2 separate regions of the Homo sapiens genome follow, and region 2 is linked to region 1. A link is a loop called in an ENCODE intact Hi-C map of the cell type or tissue named here. Cell type or tissue: ascending aorta. All regions are shown on one strand.

What was found. A loop is a pair of places that touch in the nucleus more often than their neighbours do. Peaks named below come from ENCODE experiments on the same cell type or tissue, not always from the same donor. Only the 100,000 strongest peaks of a DNase experiment are listed, where the experiment ranks them.
Region 2: it touches region 1 in a loop (5-fold over the local background); 1 of 110 quality-filtered maps calls a loop at or near these places.

Annotation. Positions count from the first base shown.
Region 1 is chr1:178,342,649-178,347,648 of GRCh38, forward strand. The region is part of intron 3 of RASAL2 (RAS protein activator like 2); the gene reads left to right. Among named protein-coding and RNA genes, the nearest start is that of CLEC20A, 150 kb to the right of the region's middle. RefSeq lists an enhancer at 2,143-2,711. In ascending aorta, a CTCF peak has its summit at 1,985; no DNase peak of the experiment used is centred here; H3K4me3 peaks cover 978 bases; H3K27ac peaks cover 3,624 bases.
Region 2 is chr1:178,936,182-178,941,181 of GRCh38, forward strand. LOC102724754 (a long non-coding RNA gene) reads right to left here and starts at 2,890. Exons shown (of 3, transcript XR_426873.4): 1 at 2,636-2,890; 2 at 1,778-1,895; 3 at 718-797. RefSeq lists an enhancer at 2,989-3,488. In ascending aorta, no CTCF peak of the experiment used is centred here; DNase peaks (open chromatin) are centred at 2,950 and 3,370; H3K4me3 peaks cover 1,939 bases; H3K27ac peaks cover 3,846 bases.

The DNA of each region.
Region 1 (5,000 bases):
AATTTTCTGTATAAATATGTTAGTAAACTTTTTTCTGTATGCAAATATCTATTTTTGTAATGTATCTGTTTTACTGAAAGCAAATCGTATTCACTGCCTTTGTTATGTTTATTCAAAAATATAAGATAATATTTTAAATTATCCAGCTATTTTGACCAGTTGCTTCCTTATCCAAGGTCCATTTCTGTTTCTCCCTGCTTATAAGGATCGTCTGTTACTTCACCTCATGAATTATGTGTTAGCAGATAATTTAAGTGAAGGATCTTGAGAGCCGCAACAGACAGTGAACATCTGTCTTCATACATTTTCATTTAGTGCCTAAAAAAGGTTGCTGCCCTTTCCATTTTTCTGGAGACCATTGTGGGGATGAGAGGCCACACTATTCTAGTGAGCTAAATAGTAAAGATAGCCACTGTCAACAGAATCTGTCATGGCTCTTTACAACTCCTGGGAACAAGTTAGCTTGATTTGGCTATAAGCACAGTAAAGGGATGTTGTCCTTTTGTATTAAAGCCTGACCTGCTCTTTCCAGTTTTTGGCTGGGTCTGTGTAAGTGTAGTACTGACTTACAAGTCTGTGTGGAATGGGCAGCAAGTTATAAGGAATAGTTTCATTACTCCTCTCGGCTATATCGGAAACCAAATTACCAAGTGAATTCTCCACCCAGTAGGAAAGAAGAGACTGTCTGTCTTACTGGAGAATCCATTATTTAAGCACTGTTTTTAAGAGGACTGATGGCTGTGAGAATGAGGACATTAATGCTCTATCCAACTTAACAGTATTCATGTTGTATTACACAAAGCTTAGATTCTTCTCTGAGCTTTTATCCTGCTTTTAATATGTGAAAGGACTGCCATGATATATCTATGTATATTATGTTGTGTGTGTATATTATATGATAGAATAGAGAGTAAAATGGGCCTTTGGCCTGAGTATATTTTCTGATGCCAGAAATGATCAGAAGTCATTAATCTATTGCTGGTATTTTACTGACCTAAGTTAAAAGAAACTATTTTATTAACCAAGCTAATCATGATAAAACTCACTACCATGCACTACAAAGAGAAAAATACTCAAAGGAAACACACTTCTTTTTTAATTCTGAAAACAAATGTCAGATTATGCAGGTTCATACCTTCCGTGTTAGAAAAAAAAAACAATAAAAAGGTGCCCACTTTGTGGCTAAAGATAAATTTTATTTTTAAACAAGTTTTTATTGGTGTATAATACATGTAGATAGTTGTGGGATTCATTTGATAATTTAATATGTTTACACAATTTGGAAAGATCAAATCAGTATACTTGGGATACCCATCACCTGAAAAGGAGACAAATTTTAAATGGGAATAGAATGGGTATAGTGAAATGAGTGGCATAAAAAAGAAACTCTCATATGTATGTGAAATAATTTTCTTTTGACCAGTGTTTTCTTGAAGGCAGACCTATTTTCACTATTCATGATTTTCTCCTTGATACTGTTTTAAAATTTTTTCCCATGAACAATCTATATATAAATATTGTTTATATATTAAATTTTCAAAGAAGGTAAAGAGCTCTGCTATGTAATGACAACATTTTCTGAAAAAGATTTGGCTATAGTTGATCAAAACTTTTGACTCATTGAAAGGAACTGCTTTCTTTGCTGTTGCAATTTCTTTCTACCTCTTGGGCATAATTCTATGTTATGTGTCCCAGTTAAATCCCCAAGAATGAAATATCTTCAAAGAAAAATGAAGGCAAAAGATAGGGGCCAGGAGCAGGGACTTGAAGCTGGACATATAAATTGTTCTGAGATGTCAAATTAATTCTTTACTCATGAAAGTTACCCAGTTATCCACCCAAGACTCCAAGAGTCCTTTTATGTAGACAACACGATTGTGTTTGCCCTTCTGCTCCAGTCTTGACCTTCAGCAGTCTCTAAAGAGGAAAAGTGTTTGTTACAGACTCTTTTTGTTCTCTTCTGTTGTTTCACGCTCCCTAGTGGTTGTTCATGGTCATTCTTGTTTTCAGTTCCCTGTATATCAGTTGTAGTGAGAAGGAGAAGGAGGTGACTATTGTATTGTGAAATAAGGTTCACCGGATTCTTATATTTGAGTTGCATAAACTTTCTTAAAATAACTGATTCTTATATGCAGAATCAGAAGCAAAAATTTTTGTCCTGTTGTTCCTAGTGGACAATGATTCAAGAAAATGAGTCATGACTCAGCGATATGAATTCTCTTTTAGCCGGGGTTATTTTTAACTGCTGATGGGAATTCCATCTATCAAAATTCCACATTTAATTGTGGGTATGATCTCAGCTTGTGTTTGGAAGCCTTAAGCAATGCCACTCAGAATACTTTCTTTGTACATACTTGACAAGTAAGAGAGACTTACTGAGTCAGTGATTAAAATTCAGATGAAGGCCTTTGTCCTCTCTGGTACCCTCCTTGCCCCTACTCAAACCGTGTCATTAAGCTGAATTGGAAATACTGTTAACTCAAGCACATGAAGAGGGAACCATTGAGGAGATCCTGTTAATAATACGACTCTATAGAACTCCACATTTCTGTCATTCTCAGGTTTGCAATATTTTTTGAGTAAATGAGTTGCTGAAAAACACCTTGAAAAAGTAGTTTAGGTTTGTGCAGCCCTATTCTTTGAAGAAGAAAAGATACCTGGTTCTGCTTGCTCTTTCTAATGTCAGATCTTGGAAAATAAGCAACTTGAGCTGCTGGAATAAAGCAGGTGTCGTTCAGGATCAAGTGTTGCCTAGGATAGCTAGCCTGTTAGACAAGTTGCTAACTGATGTCCTGAATCCAATTCCAAAGATTACGGAGTACCTTTGAAAAATGTTGTAACAGCACTGTTGTGTAACTATTCGTAAATACTACCTTTAGTTTATATGAAGATTAGTAAAATGGGTATTCTTTCCATTTTTAAGATTCTGGTTTGTAACTTTTTTGCTAAAATACTTCAAGTGGGTTGTGTGTGCCTCTCGAGTCAGATCAGAGAAGGTAAGATGTCTGGGTCCCTACTTCAATCACTCTTCTTTCCAGGAATACCTGGAATATGAAGTTTCAGGTAAATAAGTGAAGTGAAATAACAAAGAGAAGTGATTTGTCAAAATGAGTGCAAGAAGAGCCACCAAAAATCTAGCTTGTGTGAGTACATAGAATTGAGTTTGTTCAGTCAAAGGACAAGGGAAGATGTGATAAGTCTATTAACAGGGAAGGATAATCATCTCCTGTGTACCAAGAGCTCATTTCGAAGAGTGTGTCCAGTATGATTATAGAATATTTCTTATCAGTATTTTCTCAAAGTATGGGAAACTAATCCCTCAAACAAAGGGAAATAGATTATTTCAATGCTTTCAACATGTGGTAGAGGAATTGCATCACACAGTATTTGGCCTGCTTTATTTATGAATCTCTATTGTACAGCTGAAATTTAAGGAGTTTTTTTATTAATTGAAATATTTTATCTTTCATATAGTTTGCCACATCAGCCAGGTTCAGTGGCTCATACTTGTAATCTCAACACTTTGGGAGGCTGAATCAGGAGGATTGCTTGAGGCCAGGCCTGGCAACATAGTGAGACCTCCCCTCTACAGAAAATTTAAAAATCAGCCAGGCATCGTGGCATGCACCTCTAGTCCCAGCTACTCAGAAGGCTGAGGTAAGAGGATTGCTTGAGCCCAGGAATCAAGACTGCAGTGAGCTATGGTCACATCACTGTACTCCCGCCTGGGTGACAGAGCAAAACCTTGTATCTTTAAAAAAAAAAAAGAAAGAAAGAAAGAAAAGAAAAGAAATCGCTATATACATCCTGATATTTTCCTTGAAGCATTTTTCCTCCACCTGAAGTCCAGTGAAATGTCACTGTAGTTTCCTGAAACAATAAATACGCTATTATATGAGTAGCATCATTTACTTGCTGGGGTATAATTGCTGAAATTTTGAAATATGCTTTTAGTATGTTAAGTTTTATTTATTTCCTTCCCCTATAAAAAACAGCACTTGGAAAATGATTGGTGATCAACTTTTAAAGATAATTTTTTAAAGTAGCTTTTTAAAATCAATTAAACACCTTACCATTCTCTTCTCATCTCTGAGAAATGGTATAGACCATTTTTATTAACCAAAAATATAGTATAAAGAAGAAACCCTAGGAGTTAACTGCTATCATTACAAGGAATGAAAACTAGTCTCCCTTGTAAACATTTTTTAGCTTATGCAAGATCAAAATGTACTAGGCAGAGGAAATTTATTGTAATATAAAAGGTAGAAGTCTAGTGGAAGTATAGCTGTTTGTCCCCAGTGCCTCAGTAGAACTGTTTAGGTCAACACTTGATGACACTGCTTTATTTTGGTTTTGTTTGGTTTTTTTAATGGAAGGGTATTTAAAACCAGAAGCCAGGCTTTCATCTGGTCTTTTTTAAAAGGAATATCCAAACAATGATTTACCTGTTTTTCTCAGAAGCTATCTTACTGTGAACAAATTGCAAAATGTATTTGACGGTGAAATTTTAATTATCAAGAAATAGTGAGCTTGAAGGGTGTGACTATTGCCATAAAGTGCTGTGATTTATGACAGCTTCCCAGTAGAAATTCTCCCAGTGTCAGAAATTATAAACCCATTTTCATTTTACTTTGTTCTTGAATTAAATATTTAAAGGTAGAATTTTTGTTTCTCTTTCCCCCTATCAGACCTGTGTGACGGGAGAATAGAAACTGTTTTAAGGCTCTTCAGATTTAGTTCAGATGTTGCTTATGTTACATTTTCTCTGATAGTCTGAAAAAATAAATTTTTAAATTTTAACGTTTGATCATAATATATAACAGGCTCCTACACATCAGTGAGAAAAAAGCAAGACTGGAATGCTCATTTTACAAAAGAGGTAATCCAGATGACCATTTAGTATATAACAAGGTGTGCAGCTATTGTTAGTCATCAGGGAAATGCAAATTTAAACCAAAATAGGATTACATACCCATCAAAACGTCTAAAATGAGAAAAAA
Region 2 (5,000 bases), 590 kb after region 1:
ACCTCTCTTCTTCTAGGCTCCTTACAGACTCTTTCATGCCTTTAATTATCTTTACTTCTCATCAAATAACATGACTTATTACAACTTACCTTGTCATTACTTTTTGTAATTTAATCTTCCAATAAACTTTGGGTATCTAATCTTGATGTAGCAAACCATGAAATCCTCAGCAATATGTTTGCAAAACCACCCCAAGGATGGGTTGCATCTGCAAGTGTTTAATCTCAATTTATATTGTGAAGATTCTTATGGCTTCCCCTTCAAATCCCGACACCCTTTGACCTTGTCCCCAAATTCCAGAGGTGCTATTATCCATACAGACATATGTTATAGATTCCAGAAGTGCTAGAAGATTCTGGAAGATAAGAGGAACTGAATTTATATTGCTCTGAAACAGGATGCACAGAAAAGCAAGTCTCACACCACTCCTCTTTCATGTCTGATGCAGCACAAGTGTATAGACAGCTCATCCCTGGAGCTCATGATAACAGAGTTCCTTCTAGCCTACTTCAGTTGTAGTCAGCCCTAGCTACTATAACAAAATACCATAGACTGGGTGGTTTAAACAACACACATTTATTTCTCACAGTCCTGGAGGCTAGAAAATCCAACATCAAGATACCAGCAGATTCTGTTTGGGTGAGGGCTCTTGGCTTGCAGACAGCCACCTTCTCACTGTATCCTCACGTGGTGGGGAGAGTGAGCTCTGGTCTCTTCCTCTTCTTATAAGGACACTAATCCAGTAATGGAGGTCCCACCTTCATGCTCTCATTTAAATCTGCCAGAGGCACCACCTCCTAATAAATACCATCACACTGGGGGTTAGGGCTTCAGTATATGAATGGCAGGGGCACATTCAGTCCATAGCAAATGCCCACCAGGTTCTGCTATACCAGATATTTTCTATTAAGTGGAGAAACTGTAGATAGTTTTCTTTTTTTTTTTTTTTTTTTTTTTTTGAGACGGAGTCTCGCTCTGTCGCCCAGGCCGGACTGCGGACTGCAGTGGCGCAATCTCGGCTCACTGCAAGCTCTGCTTCCCGGGTTCACGCCATTCTCCTGCCTCAGCCTCCCGAGTAGCTGGGACTACAGGCGCCCGCCACCGCGCCTGGCTAATTTTTTGTATTTTTAGTAGAGACGGGGTTTCACCTTGTTAGCCAGGATGGTCTCGATCTCCTGACCTCATGATCCACCCGCCTCGGCCTCCCAAAGTGCTGGGATTACAGGCGTGAGCCACCGCGCCTGGCCAACCGTAGATAGTTTTCAGTACACATACAACCATTTTGGTTTTGGGGGCCCAAACAAAAGGTGGTACAGAAAGTTTGTTTTCTAACCAGCTTATTAAATGAGTTTCAAGTACAGAGTAAAGAAAATTAATGTAACTAAATCTTGGGACATGATTTTACTGAGGATTGTCCAGGGTCTTTTGAGGCCGCAATTAGAGATGAGACCAGACCTTTCCATTCCTCATCTGCTCTGCTGGACTCCAGAGCACTGCCTTCCTCCAAAAAGGAAAATTAGAAACAAATTCTCAAGTGGTTTGATAGTAATTCAGCCCAGCAAATTTTACTTTCCATTAAAAGTCACCAGCTGTCATGTGCTTAGCTTTAAATGGAAATAACTTGCTCTCAAAAAACATTTTTCAGTTGATGTCACTTGTGAGTTTTATTTTCTCCTAATGAAAAATGGATTTGCATTAGTGCAACTTTGGGGACAGGAAACCCCTGGATGGAGGCCTGAGCTGGTGATCTGCCCCTGCCCTGAGGAAAGCTAATTACCGGCCGGCCAGCGTGGAAGATTGATGCTGCGGTCAGGAGGGGACTTTGGGGAACAGAGGGGAGGAGTGTTGATAATGGTCTGTCTTCTTTGCAGTGAGAGTCCCCACGGTGCTTCTTCCTTTAAAAAAAAAAGAAAAGAAAAGAAACGTAAAAAATGCTTTTAAGTGTTGAGATTTTGGAGAGGGCAGTGAATATTTTAACACGATTAATGTTTTTTAGGGAGGCAGCCCTTCTCAGCCTCTAATACTCCCGTGCTCAGAGCCTGTCACATCTGAGGCCTCATCCCTACAGAGCTCTCTGTGGAAGAAGACTCTCTGTGGCCCTCCACTGTGTTCAGGTGCCTCCCAGAATCTCTTGTCGGTGACAGCTGGAATGATCTCTTCATGACCCTCAAGAACAAAACAAAGAGAATCTCTCGACTGAAGCTCCTTGAAGGCTGAACTAGTCCCTTACGCAGTCCTGCCTCTGTGGCACCTCACAGGAGAGCCAGGACACTCAGGAGCCCCCTGCAGTGGTCCTGGCAGACAGAGGAGGCAGGAGGGCAACGCCTAGAACCCTCGGCTTTCCCTACTGGGAGCCCCTGGTCAGGGTGGGCAGAGCAGACTCTTGAAGAGTCATTCCAGCAGGGGCCTGACCCACTGAAAAGAATGAATGGAGAGACCAGAGACACTGGGAGCTGGTGGAACTGGGAAACAGAGAAAGGGAGAAGCCAACAGCCACAACATTCACAGGCCCCCAGACTGAAAGCTGGCAGTGTACTTAAAACCGTGTCCTTAAGTGGGCTGTCTTGCCTCACCGGTCCCCTACATACATGCACACGCATGCACATGCACACACACACAGGCATCACACACCCACCTCTGGGGCACTGTCCATGAATACAGCAGCACTCAAACCTGGGGCTATACCCAAGTGCCATCCCAGCCTAGGCAAAGCTTCCCTCAACCCCCTGTCTCCATGCTCACAGAAAGGGCTTAGAAGTGTCCAAGAATTTTTGAATAATGTTCTTGACAGACACCAAAGCTTTTTCCTCCTCCAGAGCGTGGAGGGCTGGGGCTGCCCCCAGGGAAGTCTCCCCTGGCAGCTCCTGTCTGAGCAGCTGGGGCCAGCTCCAGGAACACTAAATTCTGGCTGCGTTTCCAGTCAAGGCCGGGTTACTTTAGAATCCCTCTTCTCCCCCCTTGTCTTTTCAAGCAGGAGCCAGCCAAGGTATTCGTCATGTTTCCGAGCTACCCTGCTGCTTGATTTATGTGCACGCAGGGCTGGGACGAAGATGCCAGAGCGGGGTGAAGGCTAACCCCGAGGGTGAGGGGAAGTGGGGTGCTGGACTCTCCCGTCACCCCAGGGGCCACTGAAAGGGTCCCTGGTTTTTGTATCAACTGTGTTCAGCTCAAGGTTGGAGACCATGTGGACGCCACAGCCCCGGGAGCAGAGGAACAGAGACAACATGCTCTCCAGCTCTCTTGCTCTTGCTCTCTTTTTTGTGTCTCACACTGTGAGATCTTGGCCATAAAAGGAATGAAGCTTTGCTTGCCCTCTCACTGGGCTTCTCCTAAAAGGGCTTTCCGAAAAATTTCCAGCCTTCTCCTTCGGGACACTGGATGTGGTCTCTTTGGCCAAAGAGAAAACGAGTAACAGACGAAGCCCTTGCAGATGAGGAGGCCAAAACCGAAATGTTAATCACCTCGAAATATGTGCACTGCTCTCTCCAGTGCCTCGCTTGGCTCTCCTCAGAGGATCTTTGATGGGGGATTTTCCCCCTGGGGGTGGGGGATTTGCCATCAATATTTGGGAACACGTTTGAGGGTCCAACTTGCAATGACAAGATAATTGTCATTCAGTGTCTAACGTGCCTGTTGTGGTGACTCTGAATGGTTGAAATATTGATTGCAGCTCTTGGTTAAACTAATACTCCTACAACACTCCCATAAAAGCTCAAGATGCTGTCATCCAAAATGAATAAAAATGCCTCTTTTTATTCCACTGCATATGAAAACATGAGATCATTGGAATATATTTAGAGTGAGATTTGGCAGCCTATACATGTTTACAATTCTTGGACTCAAAGCTCTAACGTGAATCGGAGGCACTCTTTTTCGTCTTCGCCTTCTTTTCTTTCTCTAAGAAGGTGAATGCTGATTCCAAGAGTTCATAATCCCTTTTCTTCGTATTACCCAAAGTTAACCTTGCTAAGAGACTAATGACATCCTCAGTTCCAATGGCCAGCTAGAAAGCCTGAGCCTTGACGTGTTAATGCAATGATTCAACCACTGACGTGGCTCCTCACCATCCATCACCCAAGGCAAAGCCTCCACTGGGCTTGAGAAGATTATCCAAAAGTCCTGCCGTTTCCTCAAGTCTTTGAACCATGACTGGGTCTGATTCTATTGGATAGAAGTCTGCAATGCCTTAGGGTCAATGACTCTTGTTATTGCATAGATTTTGGTTTCTTTCTGAAGGAAAGCATGGAATCCTTCCTACTCCAGGAGGAAGGCAGGAACAGTGTGGAATCAACACAGATGCTGCCTGTGCTCTCCTTCCTTGTACTACCTCATCTCTAAGGGGCTGGTGCTTGACCCTGACTGCACATACGATCATCTGGACAGCTTTAAAAACACTGAGGCCTGGTCCCCAACCCCCAGCGATTCTGATTATATTGATCTAGGGCACGCCTGAGCACCAAAAGTTTTTTAAGGTGTTATACTCTATCTTATTTATGTATTTTGTTTTTTGTTTGTTTTTTGAGATGGAGTTTCACTCTTGTCACCCAGGCTGGAGTGAAATGGCACAATCTCAGCTCACTGCAACATCTACCTCCTGAGTTCAAGCAATTCTCCTGCCTCAGCCTCCCTACTAGCTGGGATTACAGGCATACGCCACCACGCCCAGCTAATTTTTGTATTTTTAGTAGAGACAGCATTTCACCATTTTGCCCAGGCTGGTCTCGAACTCCTGACCTCAGGTGATCCACCTGCCTCGGCCTCCCAAAGTGCTGGGATTACAGGTGTGAGCCACCACACCTGGCCCCTAATTATGTTTTTTAGAATTAACGTGCAGAGAAAAAAGATTTGGAAGAACAGTCACCAATATGTTAACTATCTCCAAGTAATAGAATTGAGAATTTTTATTCACTTATGTATTCTTCTGGGTGTCCTGAAAAATTTTTTGCAGCAAAGGACATTTCAACGAAACAAATTGATAGTATAAAGGAGGGGAAATGCTA